Regions from separate parts of the Homo sapiens genome. Here region 1 is linked to region 2. A link is a contact called in ENCODE Hi-C or POLR2A ChIA-PET data. All regions are on one chromosome and are shown on one strand. Each heading gives the region's core, a stretch centred on a gene start or an enhancer-like site at or near the end of the contact. The rest is flanking DNA. Distances are from core to core; before and after follow the strand shown. Region 1 overlaps SEPTIN2 (septin 2). Region 2 overlaps PASK (PAS domain containing serine/threonine kinase).

Region 1 (4,494 bases), core at 653-3,152, 210 kb after region 2:
TAGTCGTGTGAACTCAACAAAGTGAGCGGGAAAGTTGCCCGACATATGACAGTTGCCAGTGCTGGGAAACGGGGATGGATTTAAAGCAGGAAGAAGACAAGGTGGCAGAAGGGGGAGGTTGCAGAGTGAGGGTGTGCATGTGAGCCCACCAGACCACAGGCCCTGTCCTGCTCACACGTTTCTGCAGCTCGGGAAGCACAAGGGTTGTTGACACTATGGGATAGATATGTTCAGTTTTCTGAAAATGTGGTGAGTTTAGTGACTAGCAGAACTGATAATTGAAAACCTGCTTTGCATTCTATTTGTCAAAAATAAAAACCAACCTCTAAAGTACATTCCTCACATTTGTGAACAGTTATGTTTCTAATTATATGATGTTCAAGTTCTGTAGTCTCATAGACCTGGATTCAAATCTTGGCCCTGCTCTGGATAGTACTCTGACCTTGGGCAAATTAGAGTTTCTTTGAGTACCCTCAAAGATCATACTGCAAACATAGTAGTACTGTAGGTACTAAACACAGAATGATGTTTGTGAGGTACTTAGCCCAGTACCAGGCCTTATGTAAACACTTAACCGATTGAATGGTGTCATATGAATAAGGTCATGACAAGGTTTTTCTTTTTATTTAAAGGTGAATCAGGTCTAGGAAAATCGACTCTCATAAACAGCCTATTCCTAACTGATCTGTACCCAGAAAGAGTCATACCTGGAGCAGCAGGTAAAAACATTCTTATGTTACTGTAAGTGTAATTCTACATGAAAGATGCTGAAGACTGCCTAATTAATATTTTATGTCTTAGCTGTGTGTTTTGTTTGTTCTTGTTCAGCTTTGAACACAAGGAAAACACTTTTATGGGGTAGGTGTGCTGCACCGAGGTCCTTGGATTTGGGTTGTAGACTTTCTTTGACACGTATCCATGGATCCATCCTCTCTTGAGTTTGTCTGTAAAATGTAATAAGTAGTTTCTGCCTATATTAAATATTTGATGGAAGGATTAAGTGAGAATGTTTTACATCAAAAATGCTGTGTAACTAGAAGATTACTAGGATAGATGTTCGAATTCATCTACTGTCAGAAAGTTCCAGCACAGGACACCAGCATCCACAAATGACTGTTGAATGAAATAGGCACACATAGTGAGAGCCTAAGACTTGGGCTGCTGCAAGAATATGTAGCCCTTTCAGAATATTTTTGAATTCAGTTTTTAAATGAATTCGTAAATTGCTTTCTTTTTCCCAGGAACAGAAATTATAATTTTTAACATTTGTGTTTTTAACCTTCCCCAGTAGCACAATAATCTTAGCTTTAACCTTCCCCTTTCTGACTTCTCTGGGATCTTTTTTTCTTAATCCCCATGGTATCTTTGGAGAACCTACCTCTGTAGAGAGGCAGTAGACTCTGAAGTCACCTGTCGTAAGAACGTGAGCTTTCCTCTTCACATGCTGCTTATATTCCCTATTAAGTTTGTTTCTTTTCTAGAAAAAATTGAAAGAACTGTCCAGATTGAGGCTTCAACTGTTGAAATTGAAGAGCGAGGGGTCAAGCTACGCCTGACAGTGGTAGATACCCCTGGCTATGGTGACGCTATCAACTGCAGAGATTGGTATGCTCCCCCATGCCCAGGGATCTGCATTTGTTTACTTAATATACTTCATAAATTTATAGATAGTGTTAATGAGTGATTATTAAGTTTGGGATTGCTGTATATAATAAAACACCTAGACAATTTAAAGCGTGTTAAATGTTGACTTTTTAAATAAGGAATTTTATAGAGAGTAATTTTTTTCTGGTACTCTACTGTAATTTGAGATCGCAAAGCCAGTCATCCATAGACTGCTAGTATAAATGAAACACCTGGATTTGAGCCGTGGTTGGTGACCGAGATACTGTAGTACATCCTTTCTATGTGGAAGGAAGTGAAACCTGTTAGAGAGTGGGTTGAGTCGTAGTGTCTGTAAATGACTGCTCATTGGCATCATTTTCACAAATAAGGAAATGAAGAAGTAGAAGATAGAGCAGTCTGTCACCTGTACCGTGCAAAGAATGCCACTTTTGTTGTACAAACTCCCTCCTGGTTCTATTCCTGTCAACATAAAGCATCAGGTTTCCACCACTAGATGAAAAGGGGAAGGTTCTGTTATCTTTCTCCTACATTTAGGAATTTCTCCCTTCTTACATGTGAAAGTGCTGTACTGTTTCCCAGCTCAGTTAAATGCTGTTTCCCAGCTCAGATAAACCTGTTCTTGACCCATGTTCTCTACCACCCTGTTCCTCTGCCCCTTTTCACAGTCACGTTCCTGAAAAGAATTGGCAGCCCTGGCTGGGTGCGATGGCTCATGCCTGTAATCCCAGCACTTTGGGAGGCTGAGGTGGGCTGATCACAAGGTCAGGAGTTCGAGACCAGCCTGGCCAACATGGTGAAACCCTGTCTCTACTAAAAATACAAAAATTAGCCGGGCGTGGTGGCGTGTGCCTATAATCCCAGCTACTTGGGAGGCTGAGGCAGGAGAATCGCTTGAACCCTGGAAGCAGAGGTTGCAGTGAGCCGAGATCACGCCACTGCACTCCAGCCTGGGCAACAGTGCAAGACTCAGTCTCAAAAAAAAAAAGAACGAATTGGCAGCCCTGTCTACACTGGCCCTCTCTCAGGTGCATCATAACCTATTCCATTCAGGCTTTTGACTCTCAGCACTTAGGGGCAGTTATGCTTGGCATAGTTTCCAAAAACTTCCATTTGCCAAATCTAAAAGTCAGTCTTCTGTTCTCATCTTGAAAATGAATTATTAAATTATGTATATTTGGGCGGAGGCACTTGTTTTCCCTTTGAAGTCAGGGACCCCCTGTTTTATACCCTATGATTATTGTTAATGTTTCTGTTTCTCTCAGTTTTAAGACAATTATCTCCTATATTGATGAGCAATTTGAGAGGTACCTGCATGACGAGAGCGGCTTGAACAGGCGGCACATCATTGATAATAGGGTGCATTGTTGCTTTTACTTTATTTCACCTTTTGGACATGGGTAAGTAATTGTTTATCGTGGAGAAATGCTTTACTACATGGGTTTGTAAGTTTTACCCAAACTGTGTATTTTAATATAAGAATTAAGATAATTTGAGAGAGAAGAGTTTTGTATGTATTTTTTTTAAATAAGTGACAATTCTAAAATTAATTTTAGACTTAAGCCCTTAGATGTGGCGTTTATGAAGGCAATACACAACAAGGTGAATATTGTGCCTGTCATTGCAAAAGCTGACACTCTCACCCTGAAGGAACGGGAGCGGCTGAAGAAAAGGGTGAGTGAGGCTGGCGTCCTGCCCTCCCTCTGGGTGCGACTCGGGGGCATGGGGATGAAGAAAGGAGTGTGTTCCCACGCTCAGTCTGCTCAGGTGTCGGGAGGCAGGGCGGGAGAATTTTTCCTGCATTTTAGTGGTGGTTTTCAAGGAGAACCTGATGGTTACAAATTTTAATTTTTGCCTTCATGAAGGTATCAAATTTCTATTCTTTAAATTCTCCTTATATTTAAAATGCCCTCGATGAGTAGCAGTTGGTTACACACAAGTACCTTCCATGGGAGTTAAATGACTCAAATATAGAAATGTGATCTCTCCATGAAGTTTGTTATTTTACCTAAATTCTTTACTGCAAATGACCCATACAAGGATGTATCTAAGTAGACTGGTTCTCTGTTCTGTTTGGAAACATAGCAGTTGTCAGCCAGCGAAGCGCCTCTCACCCGCCAGCAGCTCCTGTGGTGTCCCAGTTTTAGTGCCTCTTCCGTGTATGTCTGTAAAGCCTCTTTATTGATTCTCTGCTATATATTTTTAAATTGCTTACTTTGTTCTGATTATATGCTCCTTAAGAAAGTCCAAATAGTTTATATATGCTAAACTCTAAAAATACAAATCCCTAACTGAACATACCGGTACGTGCATAAAAATACAAATCCCTAAATGAACATACCGATCTGTGCGTGTAATCACAGTTGCTGGGGCAGGGTAGGGGGATACAGCAGGGGGTTCAGGCAGGAGGATCACTTGAGCCCAGAAGTTGGAGGCCAACCTCAGCAACATAGCAATACGCTGTCTCTAAAAAAATATATATATATATTTTATATATATAATATATAATTAATAAATATATATAATATATATTACATATATATTATATCTATATTATTTATATTACATATGTAATATATATTATATTTATATTATTTATATAATATATTATATATATTATATTATTTATATGTAATATATTTATATTGTTTATATATATTATATTTATATTATTTATATATAATACATATTATATTTATATTATTTATATATAATATATATAATAAATATATAATATATATAAAAATATATATATTTAATATATCTATAATATATATTATATATATTATATATAATATATATAATTGTACATATATTTATTATATATATTATATATATAATATATATTATAAATATAATATATAAATATAT
Region 2 (2,520 bases), core at 1-2,500:
ACTGCCTACATCTGGATCGGAGCCCACTGCCAAGGAAGAGGGTGTCTCTCTGAGTTCAGACGTAGCACAGGAACAATTTGATGACGTTTGGTCTGTCTGGTCACTGAAAAAGAGTTCCTTGAGGTTCCAGGAAAACGAATTCACATCAACCTCCTGGGCCTCCACTGCTTCCAGGCCCCCAGGGAGGTCCGTGGCCAAGGCATAGCAGGCTGAGGAGCTGCCCGTGCAGCCACCGCACAGGTCTCTGCCTCCCAGATCGCAGGACGACACAGGAGCGGTGACAGCCTGGCACTCTGTCGGAACGAGTTCGGCGTGGGGGACATCCAGGGCTCCTGCAAGGCTCAACTGGGACAGCTGCTCCTTAATCAAGCAGGTCTGCAGCTCTTCTCGGTCGTTTTCCACTCCCAGCCACGGCTCATCTAGAGTAGGTGTCCCAAACGAGAGGCCTGCCATCCCAGAGGGGCTGGGGGCCAAGTCCTGGCTTCGCCACCACAAGCCCCATTCACTCCCATAGCAAGGGCAGTGCATCAGGAGGCTGCCCCCCGCCAGCTGACCCTTGGCCTGGGGCTTGGCCACGGCAGCCCCAGCCCAAAGGTCTGAACCGCTGGGACCACTGACTCCCATCCGCTCTAGCTGGGCCTTCTGACACAGGCCACACATGCCAGCATCACTGCCCCCATCCTCAGCTGGGACTGGAGCTTCAGAATCTTCGCAGGAAGCAAATGGCTTCACATCCACTGGTTCAGACCTGCTTTCTCCCAGAAGATCCTGTCCGGGGCTCTCTATTGCCACAGGTTCCTCTCTCCCCAAGGCAGTGATTTGCTGGTCCTTGGGCAGCGCCTGTTCACCGTGCACTGGCAGGCTTCCTTCTGGGACATTGTCCACCCTGGGGATAATGACATGGGTGACCATCATGTAGGGCCACAGATGAGTCAAAAGGAGAGATTGCACCGATTCTCCATTAGAACTAAGTACAAAGCATTTAATGCCACCAATTTATAACAAGAAAAAGACCAAATTTTGTGACCAAGTTAAAAAATAAAGCACTTAGTCTCAAATTTCTCCAAATTAAGTCCACATTTAGAAATGATTTTGCAGAGAATGCTACCAAAAGCCCAACAGTAAAGTACAGGAGAACTTGCCAATGCTTTGGTCAGCGCTCTCGCTTCATCTCAGGGCCCCCAAACCCCCCGTCAGCCGTGCAGCCTAGCCTCGGCCCCACCTGCAAGGGGAAGTCCGTGCTGCTGCCTTGAGGAGGTGTGAGAGGAAACGAGAGAGAGATTGGAGAGTCCCTGGTAAACTCCACAACAGTAAAAAAACAACTGATTGACTACAAACACCATCCGATTTCACAGCCGACTAGGGAAATGGCTCTCAGATTTGGGAAATGGCTCTCAGATGGGGCCCACACAGAAGGGGCCAGGGGCCAGGGGGCCGGGCGTGGTGGCTCACGCCTGTAATCCCAGCACTTTGGGAGGCCGAGGTGGGCAGATCACTTGAGGTCAGGAGGTTCGAGACCAGACTGGCCAACATGGCAAAGTCCTGTCTCTACTAAAAATACAAAAATTAGCCCGGTGAGGTGGCAGGCACCTATAATCCCAGCTACTTGGAGGCTGAGGCAGGAGAATGGTTTGAGCCTGGGAGGCAGAGGTTGCAGTGAGCTGAGATTGTACCAGCTCACTGGTGAGATGGGTGACAGAGTGAGACTCCGTCTCAAACACAAACAAAAAAAGAAGGGGACACGGGCCGAAAAAGAGAGAGGAGGCTGGTGAGGGCGGCTCCTAAGAGGTGGCACACAATGTCCTCCAGCATTCAGCACATGGTGACCCATGAGGAGGCTGCCACAGTCCAGACAGGATGATCACAGAGCCAAGGGACCCAGGCCTCCTGTCAGCCCAGCCACTGGCCTCCACATGACAGACTGACACTGGGCACCAGATGCACAGAATGTGACCGCACCACCTCACTCGGGGACAGACACACAGGTTAACATCAGCAACCTAATAAAGGTATACCAGAGGCTCAGAAAGAGGACAGGATCGGGCACAGTGGCCCACACCTGTAATCCCAGCACTGTGGGAGGCTGAGCCCAGGAGTTCGAGACCAGCCTGGGCAACATAGTGAGACCTCGTCTCTACAAAACATTTAAAAATTAGCCAGCGTGGTGACACACACCTGTAGTCTCAGCTACTTGGGAGGCTGAAGCGGGAACCTCGCTTGAGCACAGGAGTCTAGGCTGCAGTGAGCTGTGATCGCACCACTGCACTCCAGCCTGGGCAATGGCCAAGACCATCTCAAAAAAAAAAAGACGGAAGAGGAAGGATACAACCCAAGGGTGGGTTCCACAGAGAAAGGGATTGTGAGCCAAGTTCTGAGGAAAAGCAGTTTTCTGAGGGGAACTGAGGGGGAGGCTGAGGGTCTGCGTCTGCCTGCCTCTCTCCCTCCATGTCTCCCGCCTCTCTCCCTCCATGTCTCCCATCTCTCTCTCCCCTGTACCTCCCTCTCCCGCTCTCCATCCAT

Evidence for each region. Hi-C counts contacts between places; a loop is a spot of excess contacts on that map. ChIA-PET counts read pairs that join two places held with the same protein, here RNA polymerase II (POLR2A). Pooled maps may share reads with other maps.
Region 1: a map with no recorded cell type shows a loop between it and region 2 (7-fold over the local background). The contact joins two enhancer-like sites. A Hi-C loop is called at or near these places in 1 of 37 single-sample maps with no recorded cell type and 2 of 50 pooled maps. POLR2A ChIA-PET finds 5 or more read pairs at or near these places in 2 of 52 experiments (WTC11 and activated T-cell).

The regions. Positions count from the first base shown.
Region 1 is chr2:241,334,494-241,338,987 of GRCh38, forward strand. It overlaps SEPTIN2 (septin 2), which reads left to right. Exons shown (of 13, transcript NM_004404.5): 4 at 633-719; 5 at 1,482-1,605; 6 at 2,889-3,023; 7 at 3,180-3,297. Among named protein-coding and RNA genes, the nearest start is that of FARP2, 20 kb to the right of the region's middle. Within about 2 kb of position 1,903, at least 2 of the 41 ENCODE cell types and tissues checked have a DNase peak (open chromatin) inside an H3K27ac peak, as active enhancers do.
Region 2 is chr2:241,126,566-241,129,085 of GRCh38, forward strand. It overlaps PASK (PAS domain containing serine/threonine kinase), which reads right to left. Exons shown (of 18, transcript NM_015148.4): 10 at 1-886. Among named protein-coding and RNA genes, the nearest start is that of PASK, 22 kb to the right of the region's middle. RefSeq lists enhancers at 91-260, 724-893, 1,107-1,416 and a silencer at 1,557-1,606. Within about 2 kb of position 1,251, at least 7 of the 41 ENCODE cell types and tissues checked have a DNase peak (open chromatin) inside an H3K27ac peak, as active enhancers do.